Regions from separate parts of the Homo sapiens genome. Here all the other regions are linked to region 1. A link is a loop called in an ENCODE intact Hi-C map of the cell type or tissue named here. Cell type or tissue: IMR-90. All regions are shown on one strand.

The links. Hi-C counts contacts between places; a loop is a spot of excess contacts. Peaks named below come from ENCODE experiments on the same cell type or tissue, not always from the same donor. Only the 100,000 strongest peaks of a DNase experiment are listed, where the experiment ranks them.
Region 2: it touches region 1 in a loop (13-fold over the local background); 107 of 110 quality-filtered maps call a loop at or near these places.
Region 3: it touches region 1 in a loop (3-fold over the local background); 43 of 110 quality-filtered maps call a loop at or near these places.
Region 4: it touches region 1 in a loop (9-fold over the local background); 18 of 110 quality-filtered maps call a loop at or near these places.

Annotation. Positions count from the first base shown.
Region 1 is chr7:127,705,401-127,713,400 of GRCh38, forward strand. It overlaps SND1 (staphylococcal nuclease and tudor domain containing 1), which reads left to right. Exons shown (of 24, transcript NM_014390.4): 9 at 2,157-2,247. Among named protein-coding and RNA genes, the nearest start is that of SND1, 57 kb to the left of the region's middle. In IMR-90, a CTCF peak has its summit at 3,518 (motif pointing right); DNase peaks (open chromatin) are centred at 2,251 and 3,521; H3K27ac peaks cover 174 bases.
Region 2 is chr7:128,205,942-128,213,941 of GRCh38, forward strand. It overlaps MIR129-1 (microRNA 129-1), which reads left to right and starts at 1,931; the gene lies at 1,931-2,002. It overlaps LOC124901744 (a long non-coding RNA gene), which reads left to right and starts at 355. Exons shown (of 2, transcript XR_007060516.1): 1 at 355-1,134. In IMR-90, CTCF peaks have their summits at 2,672 and 4,013 (motif pointing left); a DNase peak (open chromatin) is centred at 4,010; H3K27me3 peaks cover 4,586 bases.
Region 3 is chr7:128,027,977-128,035,976 of GRCh38, forward strand. The region is part of intron 16 of SND1 (staphylococcal nuclease and tudor domain containing 1); the gene reads left to right. LRRC4 (leucine rich repeat containing 4) reads right to left here and starts at 3,461. Exons shown (of 2, transcript NM_022143.5): 1 at 2,937-3,461; 2 at 1-2,764. The coding sequence starts at 2,664. The coding sequence ends at 703. RefSeq lists silencers at 3,905-4,024, 4,675-4,744. In IMR-90, CTCF peaks have their summits at 3,420, 4,077 and 7,932; a DNase peak (open chromatin) is centred at 4,135; H3K4me3 peaks cover 880 bases.
Region 4 is chr7:128,318,197-128,326,196 of GRCh38, forward strand. RBM28 (RNA binding motif protein 28) reads right to left here. Exons shown (of 19, transcript NM_018077.3): 11 at 7,622-7,695; 12 at 6,363-6,498; 13 at 5,331-5,395; 14 at 3,070-3,228. Among named protein-coding and RNA genes, the nearest start is that of RBM28, 22 kb to the right of the region's middle. RefSeq lists an enhancer at 1,330-1,831. In IMR-90, a CTCF peak has its summit at 4,049 (motif pointing left); a DNase peak (open chromatin) is centred at 5,425.

The DNA.
Region 1 (8,000 bases):
AACTTATTTAAAAGTGTGTTTCAGTTATAAACACTAATATAACTCTGAGACGTTATTGGTGTGTTTTTGACTTGTTGGCTATCGTTAAAGCAGATATAGGAATAACTTGTTTCTAGAAAACTGCATGTAGAAATTCCAAATATTAGTCGACATTTCAACTGTCAGCGTCAAGATGTAGATGCAGATGTAGATGTAGATGTAGATGTAGATGTAGATGTAGATGTAGATGTAGATGTAGGTGAACTTTCTCCATTTGATGGGATAGATGGAAGAAAATAAAGCAGGTAGCAACAATAGATGAATGGAAATGATGCTCGGGAAAGTCTGAATCACCACCTTGCATGACACATTTAAGCAAAGACAACACACAGCTGATGACAGTAGTCCACTCTCAAGTCTTGCTGTATGACTTGTTTCAGAATCTTAAAGTTATAATGGTCTTGATAACTACATTTTTGTGACAGATATACAGCTAAGAGATGTGCAACGACGTGAATGAATAACTATAGTATTTATTCCATTTCTTAGGTCTTTTTCATCCTTGAGTACCTATAAGCAGAAGTATTTGCAGGTTTTTATAAAAGTAGATATTAATCTAGGCCATTTGATGTGGCACATCTGACATGTGTATTGTCTGATGGAAAAGAACAGTGATTGCTTAGAATTTTTTTTATGTTGTTCTACAATTAAGTTAGAAAGATATAATAACCGTATCAAGTACAGTGTTCCAAATACTTCCGATTATTCTACAATGCTCAATTTCTGTTTTTTGGTTCAGAGAATCCTGTTATGTTCATTAGTATTCTAAATTAATTTGATTTTTTTTGCATTCTTTAATTTCTTGCCCCCCCTCCCCCCCCCCACCTTTTTTTTTTGAGACGGAGTCTTGCTCTGTTGCCAGGCTGGAGTGCAGTGGCACGATCTCCACTTACTGCAACCTCTACCTCCCTGGTTCAAGCGATTCCTCTGCCTCAGCCTCCCCAGTAGCTGGGACTACAGGCGCATGCCACCACACCTGGCTAATTTTTTTTTGTATTTTAGTGGAGACTGGGTTTCACCACGTTGGCCAGGATGGTCTCGATCTCCTGACCTCGTGATCCGCCCGCCTTGGCCTCCCAAAGTGCTGGGATTACAGGTGTGAGCCACTGTGCCTGGCCCAGTATCTTGCCTTTCTTTCAAGAAAGTGAATGCAATGAAAATAATATCTACATGTTATATGACATCGGTAGAAGATTTTATGGATTTTTTGGGGGAGTGCTCATCATTAAAAAACAAGCTTAGACCAGAGAATGCAAATCCTATTTTGATAATATGTGATTACTTGTCTGCTGTTTTGCATGCTGTATTTGAGCTACTTGAATTGTAGGTAAAATTGCATCCTCTGTATTGAATTACTTCTTGTATTTTACAACTACTACATCCTGCTTTGTGTTTTTCTCATTTTAGTGCTTCTCTAAAACAAAAGATTGCAATACTGTTTTCAGAAATAATAGTTCCTTTTCACTGCACATGTATCCACTTATTTGTAAGTGGTTTAAGACAGCTGTTCATTGATTTTTTTTAATCTTTGCACATATTCCATTTCCTACTCATAGTCTGGCTCAGAAAATATCTACTGGGCATAATACTTCAAAATAAATTTCTGGCTACATAGGTTTTTTTAAACTCTTGTCAGTGAACTTATGAGGATTTTGTTCATTTTCTAATTATTCTATAGATGCACTGTCATGACAGTTTTCTTCTTATATATAGGATTTGGTAGCTGGTAACCTTTTTGTAATTCAGATAGAAATTGAGCAGGTCTGTGCTTTTTAAGAAATATGTTTGTTTAGATGTGTGGGTTCTTCCCATTTTTTTGTAGTAGTCACCCAGGAGATATTAGATAAACCAGAGTTAATAATGAAGGTGGACTTGAACCATCTAGGCTCAAAAAATTGTATGCCTGGACCATAGTCTCCCAGCTGTGGGCTTACATTTTATATATGTATCTTGCATGTTTTCATTTACTCTCGCTCTTTGTTCTGGTTTGACTGGTAGTCTTTCTTCTGGATACATCTATAGGGTAGAGTAGGATGCTGCACCAACTGTGCTCCCATGGTAGTGGTGGATTCCATTTGCTGAGTCTGAATGATCTTGCATCCTTGCTTTGTTGCCAGGTTTGCCAAAGAGCGCAGGCTGAGAATATGGAGAGACTATGTGGCTCCCACAGCTAATTTGGACCAAAAGGACAAGCAGTTTGTTGCCAAGGTGAGTCATTCTCAGCATCTTGATATGCATAGTGGACATTGCCAGGCGAGTAATAATACAAGAATTTGAACAATTAGAAATGCTGAAGCTCTTGAAAATTTCAAGGCAAGCCAGTAGGAGTGTGTGTGTGTGTGTGTGTGTGTGTGTGTGTGTGTGTGTGTGTGTTTATTGTAGGGGGTTTAGAAACCATTAGACTATTTAAATTTCTTTGTAAATTAGCTAACTTCAAACTAGCTTGAAATATCTCTCATAGTTTAGGACTTCTTTTTTATCTGCCTAGCAAATAGCATTATCTTAAGATTTCCTATGTCCAAGTATAGATGGTCCCTGACTTATGCTGGGTCGACTTAAGATATTTTGACTTTACAGTGGTGTGAAAGCAATAGATACTCAGTAGGAACCACATTTGGAGTATCCATACAGCCATTCTGTTTATCACTTTTGGTCTAGTATTCAGTAAATTAATTAAATGAGATATTCAACACTTTATTATAAAACAGGCTTTGTGTTAGATTATTTTGCCCAATTGTAGACTTATGTAAGTGTTCCAAATGTGTTTAAGGTAGGTTAGGCCAAGCTATGATGTTTGGTAGGTTAGGTAAACTAACCTAAGCAAAAGTAGGCTACCTAACCTAAGGTAGGTTAGGCCAAGCTGTGATGTTTGGTAGGTTGTATTAAGTGCCCTTCTTTCCTTCCTTCCTTTCTCCCTCCCTCCCTTCCTTCCTTTCTTCCTTCCTTCCTTCTTCCCTTCCTCCCTTCCTCCCTTCCTGCCTTCCTCCCTTCCTCCCTTCCTTCCTGGCTGAAGAGAGATAAATGCATTTTCAACTTACAGCATTTTCAGCTTATGATGGGTTTATCAGGAGTTAACCCTGGTGCAAATCAAGGAGCACCTATAAATATATGACCTCAAGTTTCTCTTCTTTCTGTTTTGGAGCTCTTGGTTCCCCGCCCCACCGCCCCGAGAGTTTTCCATTGATATGTCTTGGGATAGACTACTTTGAAGGGAACTAGAGCTATTATCCTTGGTGGTATCAGCAGTGCTATAAAAATGTTTTTTCTTAGTTGCATGGTTTTGTAACTTGAGTAGTAGACCTGCTCTCTGTGTCTTCCCAAAATGCTGTAATGTTTTCCAGCCTATTTTTACTTTTGCCAAGAGATGCTAGAAGTTTTGTTTTTATGGGCTAAAAGTGGTTAAGTGCCAAATTCTTGGACTGAGAGGTTCTGTCTCCCTGTCAACTAACCATGAGTTTAGGATGGAAAGCCACTAGGTGGCACTGTGAGCCTGAGAAAGTCTGTCTTTTAAGCAACCTCTGAGGAACTGGCTAAATTTCTTCACTCTCTTTTTTATGATGCCCAAAGTAATAGGTCACAGAGTGGTCTAGTGGCCTCTTTCCCTCTTTTTGTAGGTGATGTCCAGGCAGCTGTGAGGTGAGCCAAAATCATTCCTTTTGGTAGGCATGAGTGGGACTTGCACCTGTTGGGATATCCTGGCATCCTCCAGGTCTTGTTGCAGACCACAATGTCCCTTCTTTGTGAGGCGTGTACGTGTGTGGACACTTGGACATGGCTTGCTCTGCCTACTTGGAACTCACTCAGTTGTGCTTATGCTTCCCGTAGTTAGCATAGCTGTGTTAACATAGCTACAGAATGAAAGGATGATTTTTCACCCAAAAAGGGAGGCAGGCCTTCAATTTTTCGCCATCTTCACTTTGAGAGTCTGTGACATTAGTGATGTAGATGAGGCATGTGAGGATCTTAGTACCCTGTCGTGTTCCTACCAGCCTGTCCTCTATTAAAACTGAGTTTGTAGAAAAACCTAGAATATTTTGAAGAGTTTTGGGCCTTGGCTGGTTGGGGAGTTAACTAAAGCACTGCATAAGAACAAAATTCAAAGGATTTAGATTATTGAGCTTTGCATTTATCTTAAATATGACTTTGTTGGTAATTAGAAAAGGGAGACCTACCTGTAGAAGAATTTTTTCCATTTTCAAAAATCTAGGATCCTAGGATCTGTTTTTTCTTTAAAAGAGAGCGAGGCTTTTATCATGACAATGAAGTTTTATTCATTACAGTGCCAAAGTAGAGGAGATTGCCTCTAGAAATCATCTGATGGAGAATTATGAGGAATAACCAATCTTCTGTAGAAATTGAAACATAAATTGAGACTGTTTGGGTACACGTCCGCTTAGAGGGTAGAGAGAAATGGGAAAAGAGTTTTTAAAACTTGACTTTTAAAAATTCTTTAGCATTCGTTTTGCTTTTAAAACAGGAAAAAAACATAAAGAAGATAAGCATAAATACCCATAGTACATGAAACACTATGACTTGGCCTTGTTTTGTAATTTTTTTTTTTTTTAACAAAGTTGATCATAGTGTCTGTCTCAGGGTTGGCAAACTATGGCCCATGGGCTGAATTTGGCTGGGCACTTGTTTTTGCATGATCTGTGGATTTTACACTGAAAAAAATGGATTTTGCGTTAATAAAAAATATATCGTGGCATGTGAAAATTATGTGAAATTAAATGTCAGTATCGTAAATAAATTGGAACATAGCTATATGTGTTCGCTTGTGTATTGTGTGTGTCTGTTCTTGTGCTATAATGGCAGAGGTGAGTAGTTGTGATAGAAACTGCGTGGCCTGCAAAGCCTAAAATATTTGTTATCTGGCTTTTTACTTAATAGTTTGATGATCTCTGATCTATACCAGTCCTACTCAAAATGCCTTGATAAAGTGACATAAGGAGCTTGGGCCAGAATGTAAATCAAGGCATTACTTCCTTCATCAAGAAAAGCTTACTACAAAAAAAAAAAAAAAAGTCAGCAATGTTCTTAGTGATGTAGTTGATTAATGTTCTAGTACAAGTTCCTTATCTTACTGCAGACTGGCAGCCACTTTGAATAGCACTGATCTGTACTCTTTTGTGTGTAATTTTTAAGTTTGCACATTTTTATTTTTAATACAGAAAATTTAAAAATTTTTTATAGGCTTACTAAAGAATGTACCAGTTCAATTTCACTCTTCCTTGAGGCAGTCACTTTCAACTCTTGGCTAATTCATCCCTGAATAAAACATTTACATGGCTATTTCTTAATTTTTCAGTTTAAGGGCAACTCCTTTCCTTCATACCATGGAAGAGGAGGACTTAGTTTTTTCACATAAGCACACATACTCAAGAGGGCGCACAGTGCTCTTACCCAGTTCTTCCAATATGATTATGTCATAAGTTAGTTAATAGTCAGTATTTATTTTAAGTGATAATCACCACAGTGCTATATAGCATATTATGGCTACTTCTAGTTTCCTGCAAAATTTTTTTGTTTTCCCTGGAGTTAATAATTTTTAAAATTTACATTTTTTTACATACTTATTTTAATTCAGCCTCCAAACTCTGTCTAAATCTCCTCTCAAGAGGAGATTCATTCAGTCTGCTAACAGTATCTTGGAGCTTTGCAACCTGCATCAATCTGGACTGGTTTCTCTTTTTGCCTGTTTTAGAGCTGTCATCTTTGGATTTCTTCACCATTGTCCTGAGGGATTTCTTTGCCTTACTCTTGGATTGGAGCTAGGATTGCTGGATCTCACAGCTTTCTCTTTATAATTTGCAACTTTGTTTTAGTGGCATACATTCTCTAACTTCATGGCAAAGAATGCTTGGGAGGTAAATTTTCTGAGACCTTTCATGTCCATTCTCTACATACACTTGATAGTTTAGCTGGATATAGAATTTTATTTTAGAAGTCATTTTCCATTAGAATTGTATCTATCAGTATCACTCCACTGTCAGTAGTTATCAGAAACTTTTTTGATTTCTAATTTTTTTATGGATCTGAAACCATCCTGATTTCTTATCCTTATATATTTTTTTCTTTCTGAAAGGTTTTAGCAAATTCTTTTTGATCCTAGTGTTCCAACATTTCATAGCGATGCACTTTGTTTATCTATATTTGAGCATATTATGCCTCAATGTTTAGTTGTTTTGTTCTGAGACTTTTTCTCCCAACTCTTTTGTTGGTTTCCATCTAGAATCTTTGTTCTCTTTTTTCTAGAACTCCTATTATTTGGTTGTTGGATTTTGTGGGCTCATCTTCCAGTTTTTTTCTCCTATTTTCTGTCTCATCTTCTATTCTTTTTAGATTTCTTTATAGTTACCTTTCAGTAGTTTTATTGACATGATACTGTTTTATTTTTTAAGAACTTTTTTTGTTCTCTGCATGTTTCTCTTTTACTATTTTAAAAAATAAAGTTTTATACTGACTTCAGAGATAAAAATCATCTCTTAGCTTTCTGCGAAATTGATTTTTTTTTTTTTAGTTTCATTTTTACTGCGCACTCACTATGTTCTTCAAGCCTCTCCTCTCCCCTTCTTGGGTTATTTTGGTCCCTTATTTTTCATATTAGAGGCTTTCCTCAGATATTTGCTGAGTCTTGGTTTTCTGTCTTATTTGAGAATAAGATATTAAAACACTGAGTTTAGAAGCAATGACCCTAGTGTGGGATTTAGGGTATACATATTTGCTTGTTTGTTTTTGAGACAGGGTCTTGCTCTGTCACCCAGGCTGGAGTGCAGTGGTGCCATCACAGCTCACTGCAGCTTCAAGCTCATGGGCTTAAGCGATCCTCGTGCCTCAGCCTCCCGAATAGCTGGGACTACAGGTGCACGCTAACACACCTGGCTAATTTTTAAATTTTTTGTAGAGATGAGGTCTCCCTATGTTGCCCAGGCTGGTCTTGAACTCCTGGGCTCAAGTGATCCTCCCACCTTGAGCTCCCAAAGTTGCAGGGATTATAGGTGTGACCCACCATGCCTGGCCAGGGTATACATCTTGAAATCCATCTGCTTCTTACAAAGATTTGAAACCATCCATCATTTTTGGTCCCATTTTCATTCCCAATTGAGATGCTTGATTTGACAGTTTCTGAGTCTTGGCAGATTAGGGAGAGTGGGACTGCGGTATAAATCAGATTGCCTATTGTGTTTTCTCGCCACTGTCTCAGGATTTAGCTTTTGTGAGTCAGTGGAGTAAGTTACTACTCATCCATCTGCTTTCCAGCTTCCAGGGTTTTGTTGCAGTGTTCTCTCTCATTATCTTCTTCCTTTTGGGCTTATGTATAGATACGTTTTACAGATCCCTTTTATCTAGAGGTGTTTAGAGAGGGACCCAAAATAAAGAGCTTACTTCTTTAATTGATGTGTAATATTTCATTGTAGGCTGCAACATAATATTTTTGACCAGTCTCTAATAGGTTTATATTCATGTAGTTGAGAATTTTTTTCGTTATTTAGAAAGTGGAATAAATCTCCAAGTAATTGGCAGTTATTTCCTTAGAAATTATTTGGCTCACATTTGCCAAACATGTCTTTAGAAATGTTAACCAGTATATACCACTAAGTGTGTTCATTTTCTAATATGTTGTAAAACAGGGATTGGACAGCTTTTTCTTAAAGGACCACATTGTAAATATTTTAGGCTTGGTGGCCATGTGGTCTCTGTTGCAACTACTGAACCCTGCCATGGTAGCAGGAGAACAGACATGGACAGTGTGTAAATGAATGGTTGTGGCAATATTCCAGGAAAACTTTATAACAATATGAAGTGGGCTGGATGGCCCTTGGGCCATAGTTTGCCAGCCTTTCTTGTAGAACACTGGATAGCAACATTAAGTTAAAAATGGAAAAAAATACATGCATTACTTTTCATAACCTGGAACTCAACAGCAGTTCTGTATCATTTTACCTGATTTAAAATATCTG
Region 2 (8,000 bases), 500 kb after region 1:
GAGGTAAAGTGACAGGAAGGAGCCAGAGAGGACTCTGAGGTTTTTGCCCTAAAGCTGGAAATAGGACTTTCATTTCCTGATGTAGGAACAGGTGAGATCCCACAGGGAAAGCCCACAGCACTGTGCTTCAAGTGAGCACTGGATACACGGAAGTGCCGGACATGCAGAATCCACGGAGGAGAAGCCTTGGAAGAGGAGGCCCCCGGGGATGCCAAGAAGAGAGCACCCTCAGTGGGGGCAGGCCCCTGTGTAGGTGCCGGAGGGACCTGCCATGCTCCCCGCTGCCCTCACTAGCCCTGCCTAGTGGCCCAGGCTCTTTGGCCTGTGTGGCTCAGCTCAAGCCCACCAGGAGGGTGTCTGCGCCCCGCCACCACGAATCAATATTGTCCCTGTGTTGGTTCTGCCCCAGGCTGCAGCAAAGAAGGTGGGGCAGGAGGGAGTTAGGGACTGGAGTTCCAAGAGATTTCATGGGAACCATGCTGGTGGGGGTGGGACCCAGCGATCCCAGGAGCAGCCAGCGCGGAAAGCTGGCTGTGGGCAATTCTCCATTCCGTGGAAGACCACAGTGCCCCCTCAAGGTGTACCTGGCTGCTGCCCCAGAGTCGCTGCCAGGTACAGGGGCTCGGGCTCCAAGATGAGCAGCTAAGAAGGAGAGGCCTGCTCCATGGGCAAGAAAGGGTTTTCTCCTCTTACTCCTGAGAGTAACCCAGGCCAACCCATGGGGAGGCAGATGGATGCCTGTCCCGGCACAGGCATCCTCAGAGTCTCTCTGTCCCCAGGTTCTCCACTGCAGCCTGCTCCACAGCCACGCCCTCCCATCCATGGCTACACACTCACATTCTGGGCCTCTTCCCTGGACCAGATTGCACAGCAGGGCCGCTCTCTCCAGTGCCTCCAGCTGGCCCCTGCTGACAAGTCCGTGTTGTGTCATGTTGGGAGTCTGGGCAAGGCACGAGGGCCCCTCTCTAGCAGGTCCCGATGGCTCCTCCACACCTTCAGGAAAAGCAAGAGATAAACCATTGCATGCTGAGCTCTGCAGGGAACTGGAGGCGGACACCATCCATTCTGCAAACCTGCAATGGTGACACTTCTGGAATCTCCTTGCCTCTTCCAGGGCTGCAGCCTCTAAGGCAGGTAAGACCCAGGCCAGGTTGGCTCAGGGACCTCTGTGTAGCATTGCTGACCTCATGTTATGGAAGCAGGAGGCCACTGTGAGATGCGGGGCTTAGCTGCCACCTTGGAGAAACAGCTCATTTGAGACAGCCAGGAGCAATTTAATCAGGCTAAGTTGGCCTGGCCCTGGGACCCCTGCCTTTTCCATGACAGCAGCGTCTGCTGAAAGCACATCAGAGCCCACACTTGCAAGTTCAAAGATGTCTGTCCCCAAGGTCTCAACCAGGGATGGCATCTTCTTCTTGGGGCACTTAGCATTTTGAGACTCTGGGAGAGTCCCCTGTGGGAACTGGGTGTACTGACACTGTGGAACCAAGGAAGCACCACGGCTGCAGAGAGACCCTGGGCCAGACCATCCAAATGAAGCCCAGGCACAGCAGAGGGCTCTGAGGAGGCGCAGGATGCAGGAGATGAAAGGGGAAAATGAAGGGGAGCCGCAGGTTCAAACTGCCCCTTCCCAGGAGTGAGCTACAGCTTGGCCACTTCTGTCTCATAAGAAGGAGGTTGTGACTTTGGGAGGTGGAGGGGGATTACAGCTGGGATTCCTGTTGCCTGCCTCCTGCCTCTGGGGCTCTCAGCTTTCTCTTCTCCCCAGGACTCTTTTCTTCCTCTCCCCCCACCTCCCCCCCCACTCCCCTCCTCCCCCTAGGTCCTGGCTCTCCCTCCCCGACCCGGTCTTCTTGGTACCAGCTAAGCCCTGGAGGGGCCACAGCCTCCCCTCCAGCCCCCCTGCCATGGGATGGCTGCTGTCTCCTTTGGATCTTTTTGCGGTCTGGGCTTGCTGTTCCTCTCAACAGTAGTCAGGAAGCCCTTACCCCAAAAAGTATCTGCGGGAGGCCTTGTCCACAGGGGAGGCTGCCCCAAGGGCTCCAGGTGAGTCACAGCAAACCCAAGAACAGTGAATGGAACTGGGGTCTCCTGGCTCTCCTTTAGAGTTGCTGAGTGACTTTAAGTCCAGCACTGAGCCTCTCTGGGCCTCACTTATGCCACTCTTTTCATCATTTACCAGTGGGCAATGTCAAGTGAGAGACTCCACAGATAAGAAAAATAAAGGAGTGGCTCAATTACATGCCAGGGAAAACCGCTTTGGTGGATGAAGGTCACACAGCTCTCCCAGCATTCTGTCCTCTGTATACAGATGATCTCCTTCTGAAATCCTTTTGGGGATGACCCCCTTCCACACCATGGACACTTCTGGGTGGGTTGTCACTCAAGAGGTCCTGCCCTCTTCTGCCCACTGGGTGGACACAAGAATTGAAATCTGTAAAGGATACTGAGATTGGGAACAAAATAATTGATGCTGATTGATCCCAGCAGTGTATGGCGAGAAGATGACAAGCTTCCACTGCCTGTATCACTGACTTGCCTAATGTCTGCCCTGCCCTGGCCTGGATCTTAACCGCGCCCTTCATTCTGTGAACTACCCCCAAATCCTTCAAATAAAGTCCTTGATTGCTTGTTAGAGTCAATAATATTGCTTGCTGAGGATCCAGAGACCTCTAGAGAGAGGAGGTGGAATTGCACACCCTGGGAAAGAGGAAGGTGTGAGTTACCATCCCTGGGGGAGGCCCCACAGGTGTCAGCCCTCAGGGGGCAGGGGACTGACAGGGGACAGAGCTGACAGCAGGGGTCATATACAAGAGTTGGGTTGGGGGCCTAAGGAAACTTCCCCAAAGGTGAGAACCATGTTGGGATAAAGGACAGAGGAGGACCTATATGATATGGAGAGAAGTGAAATACAGCTAAGTGGGGTCCTCACCTCTAAAGAGGCCAGGGGCCGGGCACATCTGTAATCCCAGCACTTTGGGGAGCCGAGGTGGACAGATCACTTGAGGTCAGGAGTTCAAGACCAGCCTGGCCAACATGGTGAAACCCCGACTCTTACTAAAAATACAAAAATTAGCTGGGCATGGTGGCGCAAGTCTGTAATTGCAGCTACTTGGGAGGCTGAGGCAGAGAATCGCTTGAACCAAGGAGACAGAGGTTGCAATGAGCCGAGACTGCGCCACTGCACTCCAACCTGGGTGAGAGAGCAAGACTCCATCTAAATAAATAAATAAATGGGGCAGAAAACAGGTTATGCCAATTACAGGTTGTTGTAGATTCCCAGTCCCTCCTCCTCATGCCGGATAGCTGGGGGATCGACACTGCAGCCGCGGTGAGGCCACGGCAGGTCAGGAATGACCACACGGACATCCATCTTGTTGTCCACCACTGACAATGAGACGGATGACCAGGCTCCCGAGTGCCGAGTGCCGTAGTGCTCTGCGGCCAGGAAATGGCCAGGGGCCAGGGACCCTCCTTATCTGGAATCCTCCCACTCGGCCCTGGGGTGGCCACTTGTGCCGAGACAGCCCAAGGTTGGGGGCGTGGCATCAGGCCTCCCCAAGGCCTTTACTGCTGCAGAGCCACAGCCCTCAAGAAACAAGGCCCCTGGAAGATTCCTTCCCTAAGCAGAAGCTGCTGGAGGCCATTTTAAGGCAATATGTGAGCTGGCGTGTCGCCTGCAACTGAGTTCAGAGGTGCTAAAGGATCCTGAGTGGGGCTGGGGGTTTGCTGTGGAGGTTCAGGAAGAAAGGCTGGGTTTACGGGTCCAGGAACAATTACTGCAGGTTTGTGAGGCCAACCGAGCCCCCACTAGGTGACAGCCAGACAGCAGTGGGAGAAGGGACGATGGCGACGAGCAAAACGGCACGGCTGAATAATACCTGTGACCACGGGAGCTCCTGCCCCTGATGCTATCCTGACCCTCCCCATCCCACCCAGCTGCAAAGCAGTTGTTGCTCTGCCACCTGCTGCCAGCATGCGGGTGGGAATGCGTGTGCAGCTCAAGGGTGGCATCGTGTGGTCATAGTGGGGTAGTGCACCTCACAGCTTCCAAAGAGCTTCATTCTGCGGAGTCACTCAAGGAATTTTGAGTCTATGTGCCAGACTCTGTTCTAGGACTGCAAGATCTTTCCTAACAGAATCAGAGTTTTTGTGAGGAGCAGTCTTGAGGGGTGCAGAGCCTGAGAGGGGAAGGGGAGAAGAGAAGGAGAGAAGGAGAGAAGGAGGGGAGGTGGGAGGGGGAGGGTTGCTAGAGCCCCTTGGTGAGCGTGTCTACAGCCAGACTGCTCTAGGGCACCTTTCAAAGTGGCTTCTGGGTCCACATCTCAGGCATTTGACGACTTAACCCTTTGCATGAGCCTCGCAAATTGCAACTCAAATCCCTGCCACCCTAGAGAACCTATTCCCTCCAGAGGGAGAGGGACTCAGGAGAGGCACTATTCCAAAAAGGCTCCTGTTCCCAATGTTAAAGGAAAGAACCCAGACTTCAGAATCAATCCGATCTGGATTCAAATCTCAGGTTGTCCCTGCGCCAGCTATGTGGCCTCAGGAAAGTCCTTAGCCCTCTCTGTGCCTCGGTGTCCTCATCTGTAAAACAGGGAAAATCATGCCCCTCTGACAGGGCGGTGGGTTCTAGTCAGTGAAATAATGTCAGGACAATGGATGGTCCCCACCATAAAAAGCAAGGCCCCCGATTCTGTGTCCAGGGGTATCAGCTCTGGGGGGCATCTGCTTGGCTGCTCATGAGTGGCTGTCTTTCCACAGCTGTGTGGATGTGTCTGGCATTTAGCAGTCGGTTGTCTGAAATCAGCCATGGAGTTTTGCCCCCTGCTTTATTGCTCCCAAGCAGGTTCCTCACCTGCCGAGCGCCTGCGGCTGTGTGCCAAAGGCTGAGTGCGCCACAGCGAGGAGCAGCTGCCAGACCTGGAGTGAGCAGAGGGAGAAACTGGACTTCAGAATAATCAGAGCTGGATGCTAATCTCAGGTCCCACCTGCACTAGCTGTGTGGTCTCGGGAGAGTCTTACGGGTGGGAAGGACCAGGGCCTTGTGGGCTGAGAGGCTTGGGGAAGCCAGGGGGAGCCAGGTCCCCTCACTGCTCTCGAAGAACCGGCAGTGGTGTTGGAACTCCCAGAGCTGGAGAGGCTCAGGCCGGGAAGGGCTGTCCTGACCTGCGGGCCATCATGGCCTTTCGGGGAGGGAGGGAGGAGATGAAGAGGTGGCACAGAATTGACAAAGGAAAGGCAGGAATGAAAAGGAAGGTGGGGGAATGTGGAAGGCAAAATGAGAAGTCTCTCCGGGTGGCTGATGTCACCCTTTCTGATTGCTCGAGGTGCCAGCAGGGGCACCTTGGCAAGGTGTCCCCTCTCCCAGGAGGCTGAGACCAGGATCTGATCCAAGCTGGGCCACCTGGAGAGAGTGGCCTGAACTAGTCTCCATCATGCTCTGGGCCTGGGTTTCTGCATTTGTAAAATGAGAGGAATGTGCTGGATCAGATACAATCTCCTCTCCCACCAGGCCCACCCCACACTCGGCAGGAAAGCAAGGACTGGGGCCCCAACAGCTGTCCTTGAGAGTGGGAGCCGCTGAGGGCACAGGAAGGAGTTTTGGGGGCGGCAGGCAGGGAAGCAAGCAGGATGGGAACGCCAGGCTCTCAGGGGAAGGAACCAGATAAATCATCAGCAAGGAAAACCTATAGGTTTCCCCAAAGTACAATTTGAATAGAAATGTCAAATGCACCTGGAGTTATTACACCCTGTAATCCTAATGACATATAATCCTATACACCAACAGGATAATATCACGAGTGTGTGTGGCAACACTGCCGCATGTTAATCCTGCCTGCCTCCTGGGATGATCTTTCTCATCCCAGCAGAGCCTACAGAGCCTCCTTTGTTCTTCCCAGAAGTGGCCTCATCGGGCTGGACCTGGGGGAGGTGACCAAGGAAGTGAAAATCAAAGAGCCCAAGGAATGAAGCTGGCATGGCGCTAGTCAGGGGATGGACAGGTGTGGTTTGGTGCTTTCATTTTTTGCCTAATCTGGATGCATCCTAAGTCCCCTGGAAGTTGCCAGCCCCACATCAGCATCTGTGTTGAGGACCCTCTTCTCTCCCCGCCTACCCCCGCCCCTAACCCTTTCCTTCTCTCTCATTCTTCCTTTCCTGTATCCTTCCCTTTCTTCCCCAGCATCTATGCTCTGTTCTGCCAGGAGCACTCTCGGAGATATGGTTCGTCCTCTTGAGAGGGAAAGCCTCCTGGGACTCGCGTGCACCCGTCCTGTCCAGCTGCGCTCCTTAGTTGCGGGCCCTGGAGCCAGGGAAGGTGGGAGTGGACTTTCGCCTGAGGCAGCAGCTGCGTGGTTAGTGGTCTGTGGCCAGGGGGGCATTTCAAGGTAGGGCACAGAACTTCCAGGCCAGTGCACCAGCCCAAAATAGAGCCCTGGTTGGCTTTATCTACCGTGTAGCCTGTGCTGGTCCCCATGACATAAGCTTCTTTTGCTGTGAGACAGGAAATCTCTTTCTAGGCTCCTGGGGAGATGAGATTTTTCAGGTCAAAGTCTCAGAGTCATTCACACAATCCAGGAATCTCTTCCCAAACTCCATACTCCTATGCTCGGCCCTCCAAGGCAGTGATTCTCGAAGTAGGAACCACTTCAAGACCAGCAGCTCAGCACTACCAGGGATCTTATTAGAAATGCAAATTCTGCCAGGTGCGATAGCTCACACCAGTAATCCCAGCACTTCGGGAGGCCGAGGGGGCAGATCACTTGAGGTCAGGAGTTTGAAACCAGCCTGGCCAACATGGTGAAATCCTGTCTCTACGAAAAGTACAAAAATTAGCTGGGCATGATGGCGCATACCTGGAGTCCCAGCTACTCAGGAGGCTGAGGCAGGAGAATCGCTTCAACCCAGGAAGCGGAGGTTGCAGTGAGCTGAGGTTGCACCACTGCACTCCAGCCAGGACGACAGAGCAAGACTCCATCTCAAAAACAAAAACAAAAAAAAAAAAAACAGAAATGCAAATTCTTAGATCCCAGTGCCAAGGGTGGCTGGAGACAGTTTGTAACATCTCAGGAGAACCAATTGCACATGTCTCTTTCCTAACTCCACATTTAGTGACCATCACACTGGGGGCTTGAAATCAACCACGGTGAGAGTGTTTACACTGTGGAACATTACAAATCAGTGCTCATTTTTCTTTCTGAAAGCCCATTGTTAAACAGTTTCCAGCACACCACTGGACCCTACCCAGACCTACTGAACCAGAGCCCTGAAGGTGGAACCCCACAATCTGTGTTTCAATAAGCTTTCCAGGTGATTCTGATGCACATTCAAGTTTGAGAATCACTGTTCCCATGGGCCAGCTCTAGTGGTATCATAAGAAAGAAAGGAATGTGGGGGTGCCCAAGGAGTAGGATTTCACAAGGAAACTTTGGAAAAGGTAAAGAAAGAAGAGAGAAAGTAAACTAGGCCCTGGGGCCTTCCTCCAGGCAAAGAGGCAACCAGGCACTTGGCAGGAAATACCCCTGGACGGAGATGAGACCTGCAGCCCCAGGGAATGGAAGGAGGAAAGAGAATCTGGTGAGTAGGTGGGATGCAGCCAACGTCAAATAGTCATTTTTCCACGTATCCAGATGAGGGAGATGGCGTCAATTACTCTAAGTCATGAGATCGGAAGGGCACAGGATAATTGGCTGGAAAAATGCTCCTTTGGGTGCATATTTCTGTAACAAAGAAAAACACATTTATGAGCATTTGTTTTGTTTGTTTGAGGCAGGGTCTCACTCAGTCACCCAGGCTGGAGTGCAGTGGCACGATCATGGCTCACAGCAGCCTCAAACTCCTGGGCTCAAGCAATCCTCCTGCCTCAGCCTTCCCAGTAGCTGGGGCTACAGGTGCACACCACCATGCCTGGCTAAGTTTTGTATTTTTGGTAAAGACAAGGTCTCACTATCTTGACCAGGCTGGTTTTGAATTCCTGGGCTAAAAGGATTCTCCCACCT
Region 3 (8,000 bases), 320 kb after region 1:
TCTGTCAGGCAAGGCACATGTGTGTCCAGTGCACAGACCCCCAAGACTTGTGCACATGGACAAAGACTCAGCCCCTTTAAGGGTTCGTTTGAATTTTGGTGGTTTTCCTGCTTAAAATACATGTACAGGTCTATCTTCCCCTTAGCCTCTGAAGAAAAATATTATTGCCACTATCATTTTGGCACAGTACAAATTCATGGTGCTTTTTTTTTGTATTTTTTTTTAATAAGATAATTCTGCAAAGACAGCTCTCGGCTTAAGAAAGATGTCTGTAGAAATGGATAGTCCTGTGTCCTATGAAGCATCTTCTAAAAAATGACAGATTCAGTCTATCCCTCTTGCCCCCTCAGCAGCCCACACCCTACCTCTTTAAGGATGTTTGTTGTTTTAGTTTATTTTATCTCAGCAATTTCAACCTTATACCAGAAATCCCTTCTGGCAGCATAGCAAGTTAACTTGTGGCTTGTACCCCACAACGTTCCCAAGATTCCCCCCCACCCCCTTTAAATAGAACTTACAAGTTAGAAAATATTTTTGTTTTGACTTTTTGTCTTTAAATTTTAATATAATCTGTTTTTTTTAACCAGCCCATAGACTTAATATATAAGCATATACAAGAAAAAGTCTCTCCCCACTCTGTACAAAAGTTGCTGTCTTTGTGTGCATTCTATTGCATTTTATAAGTTTTTTGGGGGAGGGGAGTCATATTTGAGTTTCCTGTACCTTGTCCTTGGTATGGGTCTGAATTATATAAGGTTCAGAGATAGTGGTGACTGTGGGGTGCAGAGAGTTCCCCAGGCTGTTTTCTGTCCAGTGGGCCCCATGTGCTGGTTTGTAGGTGTTGTAGTTAATATGGTCATGAATTGTGGGCAGCACTACTGCCCCCTCACCTGATACACCGGACGGAGCTGCTGTTGCTGCTGCGGATGTTGCTGCTGGGATGTCTTCGTCCACCTGGATTATCTCAACAGTCCGGGCGGCTGTGACTGTACTCCGCTGCTGGTGCCGCTTACGAAGTTTATAGAAGACAATCAACATGGCGGCAGCTAGCAGAGTCACTGCCACAAAGCAGCCAATGATGATCTTGGTGGTCTTCATGACTTCATCCAGGCTGGTCTGCATCTTGTCAGTGGTGTCTGTCGCGGGTACTGCCACCTGCTTGGGCACACGGGTAGTCTGAATGAGCACCGTGGTAGAGGTGGTATATGCCGGCTGGTAACCAGTGGACGTGGTAGGAACAGGCTTGTACTTTCGCGTTGTGTCCTCAGGCGAGATCTCCGTGGTCTCCACTGTTACTGTGGTGAAGAAGCTGTAGTTGGAGGTGTTAAGCTCAGCCGTGCTCACATTGAGGTAGGCCGAGGCGTTGGAGTTGCCTGCAACATTGGTCACCATGCATGTGTACACCCCAGTGTCTGAAAGCAGCACGTGGGAAAAGTTCAAGGTGCCGTCGTTGAGGACAGAGATCCTTGGGTGGCGGGAGGCGTGGCTGAGCACTGTCCCATTGGGCAGCAACCACTTCACGGAGGACATAGGGGGAGTCCGACACTTAAGTTCTGCCATCCGACCCTCAGAAATGTTGAGGTCTCGAGGTGCGTCCATGATGAAGGGGGCAGAGCACTGGAAGGAGGCCTGGTCCACCTCCACGAGGTAGCGGCCTCGCATGTGCATGGGAGCATGACAGCGGCCACAGCAGGTGGAATTGGTGGGTATATACTCTCGAAGCCACCAGGCTAGCCACAGAATGTCACAATCACAGTTCCAAGGGTTGTGGTGTAGATGCAACTCCACCAGGTACCTCAGCGGGGTAAAGAGGTCATGGGGCAAAGAAGAGAGGTTATTGTGGGCCAAGTTGAGTTCCACAAGTGAAGCCAGCCCGTCAAAAGCATTCCGCTCAATCAGGCTGACCTGTGAGTTCATGACCCAGAGCTTCTTGAGGGAGCTCAGGCCATGGAAGGAGCCAGGCCTGATCTCAGGGAAGTGGTTCCCTGACATCTCCAGCTCCTCCAGCCCCACCAGGGGGGTGAGATTGGGCATGTCTTTAATGTTGCACATGCCCAAGTTCAGATACTTGAGGTTGAACAGCCCCTCAAAAGCTCCCTCAGAGATATACTCCAGCTTCTTGAGCTCCCCCAAGTCCAGGCGCATGAGGGAGGGCACCCGGTTGAAGGCGTAAGAGGGGATGCTTTCGATGGGGTTGTTGCGAAGCCAGAGCTCCCGCAGCTTGGACAGGTATTCAAAGGCCCCGCTAGGGATGACTGTCAGCCAGTTGTCGAACAGCTCCAGGGTGTTGAGGCTGGCCAGGCCGTTGAAGGCCCCCACCTCAATCTGCCGGATGGAGTTCCTGCCCAACTGCAGGACCTCCAGGTGGTGGAGGTGGCGGAAGGTGTCGGCCTGGATCATCTGGATGTTGTTCTCCATGAGGTTGAGGTACCGGGTGTTCGAGGGAATACCCTGCGGGACCTCGGAGAGGCCCCGGCGCGTGCACACCACCTTGCTGAACTGGTTACTGCACGAGCAGACGGAGGGGCAGTTCTGGGGCCCGGCTGAGGCGGCAGCAGCGATGGCTGCACACAGAATCCACACTTGCGCCGTGAGGTAGACGAACGGGAGCAGGATGGCATTCCAGGTGTGGTGGTGCACAGTTACCTGCCACAAGAGCTTCATGGTGTGGCACGTTCATAATTCACCATCGCCTGGGATTTTGGCTCGGAAAGGAGAACCAGCCCTACCCCGGCTTAAGTGAGCTAGGAGCTCCTCTTTCCATCTGGAGAAGGAGGTGGGGAGGGGGCGATTAGAGAGACGGAGCGGATCGGCCGAAAAAAATCCTGCCAAACTCGAGCGGCCCCTGGTCTCCCAACCCACCCTCAAGGCAAGCCCTCCGAAAGCTACGACTCTCCCACACTGCAACCGTCCCCACCCAGTTCGCCGTCACCTACCTCGGAAGGAAGGCAGGAAAGCACTGGCGTGGTGTCCTTAAGCTTTCTCCACGGGAGCTGGGCACCTCGTTCCCATTCCGACTTCTTAGTTTTAATTAACAAAAGGGGGAAGTGGTGGGGGCGGGGAGGGCAGAGGGGAGGGGAGGGGAGGGGAGGGAAGGGGTGGGGGAGACAAAATGGCCTCTAGTAAATCCGGAGCCGGAGCCGGCGAAGCCGCGGAGTTGAGGCGCGCCTGGGAGAGCCAAGGCCCGGCGGGCTATGCAGGTGCATGCCCCCCCCTCCGCCCAAGGAGCGGCGCCACCAGCGCTTCCCGGCTTTGTCCTTGGACCCTGGCACCGGCTCGCTCCAGCCGCGGGGGAAGGCGCTTCATCGCCAAAGTGCGCTCCGGCGGCCCCGGCCCGCTCTGCGGGCCGCCGCCGGAGGGAGTGCGGGGGCGCCCCGAAGCCGCCCAGGCCGCACTCGCTGGATGCTGCGCTCCCTCTCCCGGCGTCGGCCGCTCCGGGCCGGCGGCAGCTGATTGCGGTCGTGAGCTCGCGGAGCGGCGAGAGTTAAGAGGAGGTGTTCGCGGCGCCTTCGCCCTCCCCAGACACACACCCCCTTTCTCCTCGCCTCTTCTCGGAGGGTGGAAGAGACAAAAACGGGGGGTCAGTTCTCCAGTCCGCCGGCTGCCGGCACGCGGGGCGGCGCTCCGTCCGGCCCCCGAGGACCAGCGGCGTGGCGGCTGCGCTCGGACCCGGTCCGCCGGCCGGAGGAGCGCGCGGCGCCCGCGGTCGCGCCCGCACCGCAGGCCCCTTCAGAGAGTCCGGGGGCGGGCGCGGGTCCGGCGGCGGCGGCGGCCGCAGCCCCCGGCGGCGCGCAACCGCCCGTCGCCGCCCGCCGCTGCCCGGCCCCCGGCGCGCCGCCGGCTCCGGCTTTGTGCGGAGGGAGCGAGTTCGCGGCTTCGGCTCCCGGCGCCCTCAGTGGCCGCGCCGCCAGCGGACTGCTGCAGCGGCGTGAGCAGCGGGGGTCGCGGCTGCGGGAAACGCTCCGGAGCCCAGGAACATAGTCCCCGCTGGCTAGCGGCGGCAGCAGCAGCAGCGGGGCCCCTGCGCGCGGCGCCCACCGTCTCCTCCTCGCGCCGGGCTCGCGGTGTTGCAGGCGGCAGCCACGCAGACTGCTCTCTCATCCTTTTGTCCTTCAGTCAGAACGTGAATGTACTGCTGACGCATACTGTTCTGGGAGAAGATTAGCGTGATGCAGTGCTCTTATGTATTAGCGCCGCTCCCCCTCCGTCGCCTGCCTCGCGGGGTTAACGCCGGCGCCTTCCAGCGCCGCGCCGGCCGGCGCCGCGCAGCCCCGCGCCTCCGGCCGCCCGTCTTCCTCTTTCCTCCTTCCTTCCTCCTCTCTTCCTCTCTCCCCCTCCCCCCTCCCCCCTCCCCGGGCCGCTTCCTCCCCGCCCCCTCTAGACGAGCGGAGCGGGGCCAGGGCGAGCGGGCGAGCGAGCCGGAGTGAGCGTCAAGTGAGGGGCCGCGCGCAAGTCGCAGGCGTTCGCAGCTATTTTGGGCCGGTCGGAGGGAGCAGTTGGGTGGCCGCTGATAGGCTGGAGCGGCGCGGGGCTGCGGCGGGAGAGCCCGCGCCGGCCCCCGCCCTCCGGCCCGCACCCGGGGCCCCCTGGCTCTGAAGAGCGGGGCTCAGGGGCCCGGCGGCCCGCGGCGGGGCTGCTGCATTTGGCCTGCCTCTCGCCCGGCCCGCGTCATCCTCACCCCCGCTGACTGCTGACGGGGCGCGGACTCGCGTTCGGAGTTCGGAACTGCGTGGTGGGGACTCGGGGGACGGCGGCCGGGGCCACGAGGCTCCCAGGACCGAGAGCCCGGGCTTCGCTGCTGCACTGCCGCCAGCCCCTCCTTCGCTTTGCCTCACCCCTCCTGTGCTCTCACTGGGGCTTTAAATGAGGGTTTCCTTAATGAGGGTTGCGGGGGCGGGAAACAGTGGCAGGAATGACCAAGTGTGATGAGCTGGGGAATGGCAACCTGGGACAGCACAGAGGCCGGCAGGAAGGATTGAGGTGAACTCCCGGAGCCCACGACACAGCCCGTTCATTCATGGAGCTGCAGCCGCGGCTTCTCAGTCTTCGCTGGCCGGAGTCGCCCCTTGCTCCCCGCTGCCCCCAGAGAACTGGGGGAAGGGAGGCGGGCGGCTGAGCCCCCTGCCCTGTGAGCTCGCCAGCCCTTCCTTGGCTAGGACTCTGAGAAGAACTGCGTAGCAGCCAGGGGTAGCGATTGGGAGTGGGGGTGGAATTCTTGCTCCTATTTCTGGTAGGAGACCCTAAGGCATTTGACAGACTAGTGTAGGAGAAGGGGACTAGGTCAGCTTTTTCCCACCCCCCTGAAAAAAGACTGCCCCTTTCTCTGCCGACTGTGGGTGAGGCAATCTAGCTGAGCCCTGGGAAGCCGGTCCAGTAGAATATAGCATGGTTTAATATCCCTTCCCTTCAAGAGCTGCCTCCAGACTCCTCAACCCACCCCTCTCCCCGTGTGATTTCTGGCAGGCTCGCTTGATAAACCCTCATCACCTGCGCGTGGGCTGTTGCTTAAGAACGAGGAGGTCCCAGATTTCTCAGCTCTCTGGTTTCTACCACACCTATTTCTGAGTATTGTCTTTTGCCCAGTAACCTGAACCTCTTTAAATACGCCATGGAATACTTGAAGTCCTGGAAACGGTTCCTTTGTAGGCAAGTTGGAGTCCCCATTCTTTGCCAAGACCTTTCTGTTATCATTTGCTGTCAAATAATAACCTTGTTAGTTTCTGTTTATTGAACCCTTACTCTGTATTCCACTGCAACCCTATTATTCATTTTATATGAGTCAAACGTTGCCTAGGGTCACTAGTAAGTGATAGTGGATTTGAGCCTCAGCACGTCTCAGATGTCAAGAAACTTGGGTGTGGAAGTGATTCCCCAAAGTATTCTCCTAGTGGGATGAGAACTCAGGTTTCATTCATCCACTTCAATAGTCATTTACTGGGATGCTTATCTACTATGTACTATCCACCATACCAAGAACTTATATCTGTTCTTGTTTAATCTTCATTTACCCAGTGAAAGTAATTGCCACACTTGTCTCCATTTCACAGATGAAGGCACTTAGCTTAGGCAGGCAAATAACTTGCCCAAGGTCACACACTAGAAAGTAACAGAGCCAGCCTTTCCATCCAGCCTTCAAACCCTGAGTCCGATGTTTTCATCACTAACAGGAATGCCCGCTGTGTCTACTCTTCATAGAGTAAATGGTGGAGGCAAGTGGAGGGGGGAGGAGAGAGAGACTGTAGGAAAGTTCAGTGAAGGATGTGTCAGAGAAGTAAGATGAAGGGTAGGAGACGGGCTGAGAAAATGAACTCTCATCAAGAAAAAGAATGAGGGAGACATGGAGGTAAGTCAAACCCTGATACTGGGGTTTAGTTCCATCTGGGCACTCAGACTTTCTGGTGAGAGGTTCTGCTCCTTTATAGCTGGCACCGACCTAGTAGAGTCATCTATTGCCTGAGGAGACCCCTGGCCAGGGTCTGGATGGCAGCGATTAAGTATGACTATCCTTCCCTCCTCAGGCAACAGGGTCTCTGCCTGGGCTGGTCCTCTGCTACTGTAGGCAAACTCAAACCCTGTCTGTTCAGCTCCAGGCTCCACAAATGAAAGCTGCTGCCCCGCACTATAAAGGTAGATGAAAGTGGGGGCCGAGTTGGGTCAGACCAGTACTTAGTAATGAGGTTGTCTCTCAGTAAGTATTTGTGACTGCCATCCATGAAGGTGACTATGCCCAAGCTCTGTCGAGCTCTACATCAGGCTGCTTTGCCCCCTGTAAGCCAGCTGGGCCAGGAAAGCACCACTGAACCTACTAACTGGACTACAGAGGAGGCTGTGGGGCCGTCGTTGCACACAGCCCTTCTGAGCTGAAAGTGGGATTGCAGCCTCTCATTTTGGTAACCCAAGTACCATCTAGCTATGGCATCTTGCTCCTCACAGCCCGTGGCTCTGACTGCTTCTTGGATTTGGAATGGTGCCACCAAAGAATAAGAAGGAAAGAAGGCTACTTACACCCTAAGAGGAAGAGACAGTGGATTCAGATTGTTTTCACTTGCAGTTTCACACAGGGAGACTGCTGTGATAACGCCAGAGAGAGCTAAAAAAGCCAGCAGTGATTGGGGAAGGCCTGTGTCAGCAGCCTGGTATTATAGAATGAGCCCTGTGCTAAGATTGGGATACCTGAGTTCTAGTCCCCTTTAGACATGTGACAAATCTTAAAATAGCTCTAAACATCAGTTTTTCCATTTATAAAATCAAGGAAATGGATTAGAAAGTTTCTTACCGCTCTCTTAGTCCATGATTCCTGTCCCATCTCAGATATGTAGCTCTGTGAAGGTTGATCCTTTGGAATTGTAGCCAAGTCTTGGAAATGGGCCACAAAGTTAAGTGAGAATGCTTTCTTCATTTAATCTAGAGATCCACAGTGCTGGAGCAGAGCAAATCGGACTGTGTTTTCCCAGCTACTAAAAAGACACATAGATCACAGAATGTTAAACTAAAGTGGACCTTGGAGATTATCTGGATTTAACCTCTCACTTTACAGATGTCACTGATGAAGCTCAGAGAGGCACAGTGACTTACCTAAAGCTACATGACTGATTAGTATCAGAGTCTGTCCTTTTTGACCTCAGTTCCTCTAAGTAACAATGTATGGCTAATTGGCATTTAAACCTGGGCCTTGAAGATATTTCCAAATGCCTGTCTAATGTGGGCTTGTATGCCAGTGCAACTATACTTTGCTGGATTGGGATAAAGAAGAGTCTTCAATAGCACCAGTCTGCACTTCCTAGTGACTTTGGGTCGCCAATAGAAAATGACAGAAATGGTCATCTAGAGGACCCAGGACTCTCCCACCCAGCCAGGATAATTGGGTTCCTTAGTAAAGCCCAAGGCTAGACCACTCCCTAACCTGATATGCATCCCTGAGGCATTATCCTGAGCAGCCACTAGATGTCCATAATGCCTCATAGGGTGTTCCAGGAGTGAGCTGGGTATCGTTTTGCCAC
Region 4 (8,000 bases), 610 kb after region 1:
GCTATTGGGTGGGCATGGTGGTTCATGCCTGTAATCCTAGCACCTTGGGAGGCCGAGACAGGAGGATTGCTTGAGGCCAGGAGTTTGAGACCAGCCTAGGCAACATGGCAAAACCTTGTCTCTACAAAAAATACAAAAAATTAGCCAGTGTGGTGGCACCTCAGCTACTCAAGAGGCTGAAGCAGGAGGATCACCTGAGCCCGGGGAGGTTGAAGTTACAGTGAGCCATGATGGCACCACTGCACTCCAGCCTGGGCAACAGAGTGAGACCCTGTCTCAAAAAAAAAAAAAAAAAATCAGGTTATTGAAACATAATCTTCATTTATACCACCATCACAAAAATCACACTGGAATAACACTTATGTGTGTCCATCTTATTAGAATTTACCTACTAAGACCATCAAACAGATTAAAATTGTATTTTCTTGCTTTCTACTAGCTTATAGACATCAACAGAGACCTAAAAAAAAGCACATAAACAAAACTTCCTAAAGAAAATTTATAAAGCGGTATGGATGTTAAAAAACAAACACAATACAAACACAACTGTTTGCGATACATACAAATTGAGAGGTACATGGTATTTTAAGCGTGTAACAAGTTGCTGCCGAGGATGGAGTACTGTCCACAGATCTTACAACTGAAAAAAGCCCTCAGGAAGGAAATTATTGAAGAAGGAAAGGAGGAAGGCCTGATGGCTTTAGATAAGAAAGACATTTCAAGCATAGGAAAAAGTCTCTCCAACATACAGGGTCAGAAATATAGGAAGAAGTTTCAGCTCTCTTTGCTTGCAGCTCAGATCCTCTCTAGTGTGGTTTTCCCTTAAATCCTTAAGCCAGATGTAGTAAACATCTGGGGCACCAAAGTATGGTAGGATTTTTCGAGAAAACTGATCATTTACATGCCATTACTACCAAAGCTGTCGTTCTCATGTAATGGAAACAGCTAAGTATTGGGGATGCATGGATGCCGCATTTAGTTTATGTCCAGTGTCCACTCTGTGCCTAGAACTGTCATACACTGTAAGGGAATCAAGAGAAGCATATAATGAAGATCCTGTTCTCAAGATGCTTACCATCTTACTGAGACACTATACATACAAATAGGAAAGAATTAAGAGGAAAATTCAACATAATGCAAAATATTCTAGAATAAACATAAATTTCTCTAAATTATGACAGGTGTTAAATATGTAGGCACTAAGTATTCGGATGATAGGAGAAATTACACAACTGTCCCTCCCCTATAACCAGTAACACTGAGCAGTTTTACTAACTGTGGTGTCAGATATGTGCTGATATATTCACATTCTCTCAAGTAATCTCCCAAATACCAATCCATACATTTTGAAGAGGTTTTCAGGGATTAGGAAAACAGTTTATGGTAGCGAAACAGAGTAAAGCAGGCCCAAAATATTGGCAATGGTACTTTTAAAATAAATATTGACTAAGAGATGACTATGTACCAGGTACTACACCAAGGATTGGGGATAATGAGATAACGCTTGCCTCAAAAACTCAGTCTAGTGGGGAGAAGTGACTGACAGACAGTTTGAGGCCAGGGTAATAGTAACCAGTATGACAGAGATATGCAAGGCCAGGCCCAGTGGTTCACTGTTATAATTCCAGCACTGTGGGAGGCCGAAGCAGGGGAATCATCTGAGCTCAGGAATTTGCGACCAGCCTGGGCAACATGACAAAACCCTGTCTCTACCAAAAACAAGAAATTAGTCAAGCATGGGCTGGGCGAGGTGGCTCACGCCTGTAATCCCAGCACTTTGGGAGGCCGAGGCAGGCGGATCACTTGAGGTCAAGAGATCGAGACCATCTTGGCAACATGGTGAAACCCCGTCTCCACTAAAAATACAAAAATCAGCTGGGCGTGGTGGTGCATGCCTGTAGTCCCAGCTACTCGGGAAGCTGAGGCAAGAGAATCGCTTGAACCCGGGAGGCGGAGGTTGCGTTGAGCCGAGATCATGCCACTGCACTCCAGCTTAACGACAGAGTGAGACTCCGTCTCAAAAAAAAAAAAAAAAAAAAGAAAGAAAGAAAGAAATTAGCCAGGCATGGTGGTGTGTAACTATAGGCCCAACTACTTGGGAGGCTGAGGTGGGAGGATTGCTTGAGCTTGGGGGGGGGGGGGGTGGCGGTTTGCAGTGACCCGAGATGGTGCCACTGCACTCCAGCCAAAGACAGAGCAAGACCACATCTAAAAAAAAAAAAAGAAAGGAAGAAAAGAAAAAAAAGAAAAGAGAAATACGCAAAGGGGAATGTGGAGGCAGAAAAGTTCTGTACTCACACAGAGTCTAACCAAGTTGGTGTGAACCCAGTGTTTTTCTAATTCAACTGCTGAACATCTACATGGCTTCCTGTGTTGACCACAAGGCATAGGGGACTCTGAACACAGGGTAAGAATCTAACTAGGAGTAAAATACTCTTCCAAAAAGCAAAGCAGATTATTTTCTCTGCAAGAAAATTCACATGATAGCACAAAGTATAATGCTAAGCACACAACAGGCATTTAATAAATGCTTGCTAAATTAATTCATGCAGACAGAGATTTCCTTGCATTCTGCTGTAATTCAGTCAGATGTAAAAGACAATTCTTAGAAGAAAAAGAACAAAACCAAGAAACTGCTAAACTCAGCTATGCATGCTGACAACATGTCCAGAAGAAAGTCTGTTGATGGCCCGGCACAGTGGCTCACGCCTGTAATCCTAGCACTTTGGGAGGCCGAGGTGGGCAGATCACTTGAGGTCAGGAGTTCGAGACCAGCCTGGCTAACATGGTGCAATCCCTTCTCTACTAAAAATACAAAAATTAGCCAGGCGTGGTGGCGCACGCCTATAGTCCCAGCTATTCAGGGGGCTGAGGCAGGAGAACTGCTTGAGCCCAGGAGGAGGAGGTTGCAGTGAGTCAAGATTGCACCGCTGCACTACAGCCTGGGCAACAGAGTGAGACTTCGTCTCAAAACAAACAAACAAAATCTGGCACCACAGCCTGAGGGAAATGCTTGATCTGACCCAAGATCAGAATGAAAGCTCCAAAATGGTCAGGGCCACGTCTCACCTCCTTGATGCGCACCCCTTTCTCTCCACTAGTAGCACTCAGCAGCAGCTTTCTGAGCTGTTTGTCATCTACAGCCTTTGGGAGATTGTGCAGGCAGAGCCTGGTTCGGGAGACAAAGATATTCTGGTCCTTGAGTTTCTGATGCTTCAGCAGCTCAAACTGAAAGAACAACCAATGGTTAACAGTACAACCCACTCTTTTTAAGAGGTAGGCTCATAATTCTCCAAAAGGAAAGAATTATGATCCTCATCCCATAACCACACATATAGAAAACGGATGGAAACTGCCCACACCGCAGCTTTACAATGCCTAGTATAGGGAAAGAAAAGTCCAAGGGAACAAGATGGTGGGTGGGTAATAGTAAAATCATAGGCTCTGGAGACCCATCCCTAACTGGAGAAATTACATAAAATTTTAAAGCCACAATTTTTCATCTATAAAACGAAACAGTAGATCAAGGTCTCTGAGCACTGAGGTGAGGCCAAAATGAGATAATATAAGGCTGGGCAGGGTGGCTCATGCCTGTAATCCGAGCACTTTGGGAGGCCAGGGCAGGCAGATCACCCGAGGTCAGGAGTTCAAGATCAGCCTGGCCAACATGGTGAAACCCTGTCTCTACTAAAAATACAAAAATTAGCCAGGCATAGTAGTGCATGCCTGTAATCCCAGCTACTCGGGAGGCTGAAGCAGGAGAATCGCTTGAACCTGGGAGCCGGAGGTTGTGGTGAGCCAGGATCGTGCCATTGCACTCCAGCCTGGGCAGCAAGAGTGAAATTCGGTCAAAAAAAAAAAAAAATTCCCTAGCTCAAAATGTAGCTCAGAACAAACAACAAATAATACTGTGATTAATATCTATGCCCAGTCCTCATCTACCCACCAGCTCAACTGATTATCTAATCCTTCCAAAAGGAAATGGAAGTTATTCAAAGAATACTTGACAGAATGCTGTGTTGTCTCAACTCTGCCACCCTGAGGCAAAGGAGTATCAATGACCACAGAACCATATTTTGCTCTTAGAGCAATACCCTCAACTATGCTGCCACAAAACCCCAGTTCCTGCGTGATCTGTGTCTAAAATGAAATGAAAGATGACATTCTTCTCCCAATTAGTTTTTTTTAAACCAAGTTGGTAGAAAAAAGTTTTCAATTAAAAGTTTTTCTTTTGTCAAGTCTTCTCAGTCCTGCTGCTTCTTGTTTGGTAAAAGTACCAACAGATCACAAAATAAACAAATCCCTTGGAAAACGACTATTAAAGGAACATCTGAAAAGGCTATCATGTTTAAGTTCAACAGACTATTTTTCTGTCAGGAAAAGCTGTGCCTGCTGTGAATTTATAATGCATACCTATCATTGAATGAGCTTTTTGCTAACAAAATTAGTTTTAAATTAAATATGTCATTATTGCACTGTGATCAGACAAGGGTATATAGTGCCCTTATAAAATTGAGGCTTTAAAATTTTCTGTAATTTCTCCAGTTAAGGATGGGTCTCCAGAGCCTATGATTTCTAGGTGTTCACTACCACAAAAGTTGAAAACACTAGTGCAGAATCTGTGCCCACTGAAAAAAAGACGCACTGCCTCCTGCTGTCATTACACTCTCACCCCTGTTCCTCATCTGCATGTTAAGGTTCCATAGCTAATTCTGTTCACAGTTATGCATCTTTACCCTTCTAGGCTGGCTTGGCTTTTTGAAAGTAAGTTATATGGGAAAAAGTAAAAATTACTGGGAACATTACCAAGCAGCAAAGGAATATGAGTTATCGGTTAACATCGGAAACATCCATAAAATGGAGTTTTTCTAAAATGATTTTATAATCTGGAGATTATAACTCCTCCCAACTGACAGCTACCCCTTTCAAGAGCCATATCTTCTCCCTTCTCTAATAACTCCAGCTCATTCTGATCTTCCTCTTTTACATTATTCTGTGTTTATACTGACACCTAATTACATGTAGCAATAGCCTCTGACTGTCTACTGCATGATGTAGCAGCATGTGTTCAGCAAACATTTACTGCCAAGCACTAGGGAAACAAATAATAAGACACAGTTCTTTTATACCAGCATACAAAACAGATAGAATACTATGTATGATGTTGGGTTACTTGCTATTTCACCTATGTGCTTTTCTCCCTAACAGGGCAATAAGTATGGTCTGTGACCATACTGGGCTCTTTGATGAGCACATCTAGCATTCGATAACTATTTTTGATTGATTTATAGGCCACGCAGAACGTGAAGGTCAATGCCTAATCTACTCACCCGTTCTCTTTTGGCCATATCAGCAGCACTCACACCCTCTGCAGCCTTCGTCCCAGCACGAATCACTGCAGAAAGAGGGAAAAAGGCCAAGACATCAACAAGGGAATTTTCACTGAGCAACAAGAGGAATGTGATTTGAATGATGCAAACTCTTTGTACAGGGCCCAGAGGACTATCTTGGCCAGGACACGGTGGCATTTGGTTAGGTCCAGAAATAGGCTACAGGGCTAAGTTCTGGGCTCAGAGCTGCTCTCAAGGACTAAAACTCTAAACATTTTGTGATTTTATTCCTCTTCTCCTTCTCTCCCCTCAAAGAATCTTCACGTACATGCCCAAAGTCAGAAAGAAAGGCCTAGAAGAAGTATGGAACATAAGTACATTTTGGGCATTTAGAATGCACAATGTTCCACCTATAATCTGCCCTTGGAACTTAACTTTGCTGTTCCTTATATACTTGAGGTCCATTACTAAACAGTGAGATAAGCCAGCCGAAAACAGTTATGTTGCCATAGAAGGCTGGTGTCGAAGGCTAAAGGACATTACTAGTACAGGCTGTGAAGCTATGGAGGAGGTGAGCTGATAAATGCTGTGTGACCTAGAAGAATTTTTTTAAAAATTTAAAGCTAATTTTTTTGTCTTTCTGACACTAAAGGAAAGTATTGGGTGCACATTTTAAATCCATGAATAATCCAAAAGAGTAATTTTAGTCATAATGAAAACCTCTTATTAGAAATGATGACAAGAAGCAAAGGTATTTTGAGTTCTTCCTCCCCCTTTGCCTTGCCAATCCTCTATTGAAAAAGACTAAAGGCAACCAGGCAGAAAAGATAATGGGACAGTTAATCCACAAAAACGAGTGAAGGTTTACTAATAGAGAGCCACATTTATTAAAGTGGAATGATCATATAACACTGTTAAAGAGAACATTTGGGTTTTTAATTTGAAACATGCTTCCAGGCATACTATTGCTTGATCAATGATTATGGCACAGGGCCAGGTACTTAGAAGTGTGGGTTACATCTCCCTACTCACAGCCTTCTCGGGCCAGATAGAGATTCCGGGTGCCAGTCGGCTTCTTCACCTTCGTCGTCTGAAGCTTTGCAGCCTCATCACGGGTCACCGCCAAGTCAACCTTGAGCTGCCGGCCATCCAGTTTAAGCCCACCAGCCTGTAACAGATCACAACCCTTTCTTAAAACACATAATGGCCGGGCACAGTGGCTCACACCTGTAAACCGAGCACTTTGGGAGGCTGAGGCAGGTGGATCACCTGAGGTCAGGAGTTCAAGGCCAGCCTGGCCAACATGGTGAAACCTCGTCTCTACTAAAAATACAAAAATTAGCCGGGCATGGTGGTGTGCGCCTGTAATCCTACTCAGGAGGCTGAGGCAGGAGAATGGCATGAACCTGGGAGACGGAGCTTGCAGTGAGCGGACATCGCGCAACTACACTCCAGCCTGGGAGACAGAGCGAGACTCCACCTCAAAAAAAATAAAATAAAATAAAAAAATAACAAAACAAAACAACACATAATGAGTAGAAACTAGAAACTAAGCACCTGACAAGAACACCACAGAAAGGGATACAGCAAACATCAATTACGCTATGGAAGCCAAGCCCTACGACGTTTCAGCTCAGCTAGCTACAAATGGATCACTGGGCCTCACAATATTTAGTATAGCTGTGCAAAAGGCCACATGTGTATTTCAGGCAGTCAGCAGTAAAGAATTTATTTTCTGGGAGTTGATTAGTCCCAAAGTAGACCCAAACTGAGGAAAATTATCTGTAACCAGGCAAATGTCTAGTATTGTAAAGTAAGCTAGTGAAATAGTAGAGTACTTACTCAAGAGGACTTAAGAAATAACAGCAATATTAGATAACATTATACTCGACTATAGAACAAATGGAGTAATTCTCCATCACCCACACACATTCTCTCTCAAACATCTACTCTACTTCACAGACGACCTTAATACCTCATCCTAGTCTTTCATGTTATCAGTCTAGGATAGAGGCTGACACAGACAGCAAGCAACAAATATCAGATACGTTATTATCCCCTTTTCCTCACCTATGAAGTAGAGATCATAATTCTGCCTACCTCAAAGGGCTGATGTAATGATTAAGATAATGCATGTAAAGTTCAGTGCCTAACACAAAGTGCTAAATAAGTGTTAGTTTTATTATTACTGACAAGAAAAATAATAATAAAGCTTTGTATAAATACCAGATGTTGCCCCTAAGAGCCAAACTGCCTCCTGTGTTATAAGGTAAAGGAAATATCTTCCTTACCTCATTCTCTGGAGAAGCAGCTAGAAGGCATTTCTGAGCTGCTTCTTGAGTCATGAACTGGGCAAATGCACAACCTGCACAAGGAGACACAATTCAGTGAGATCCCAAACTCCCACAGATAAACCAAAGACAACATTGCAAATGGCAACAGCCTGACACAGAGTGGAAGGGATAGGTGGCATCCATTTATTAAGTACAGCCATGTAGCCGGGTGCAGTGGCTCACACCTGTAATCCCGGCACTTTGGGAGGCCGATGCGGGCAGATCATGAGGTCAAGAGATCAAGACCATCCTGGCCAACACAGTGAAACCCCGTCGCTACTAAAAATACAAAAAATTAGCCAGGCGTGGTGGCGGGCACCTGTAGTCCCAGTTACTT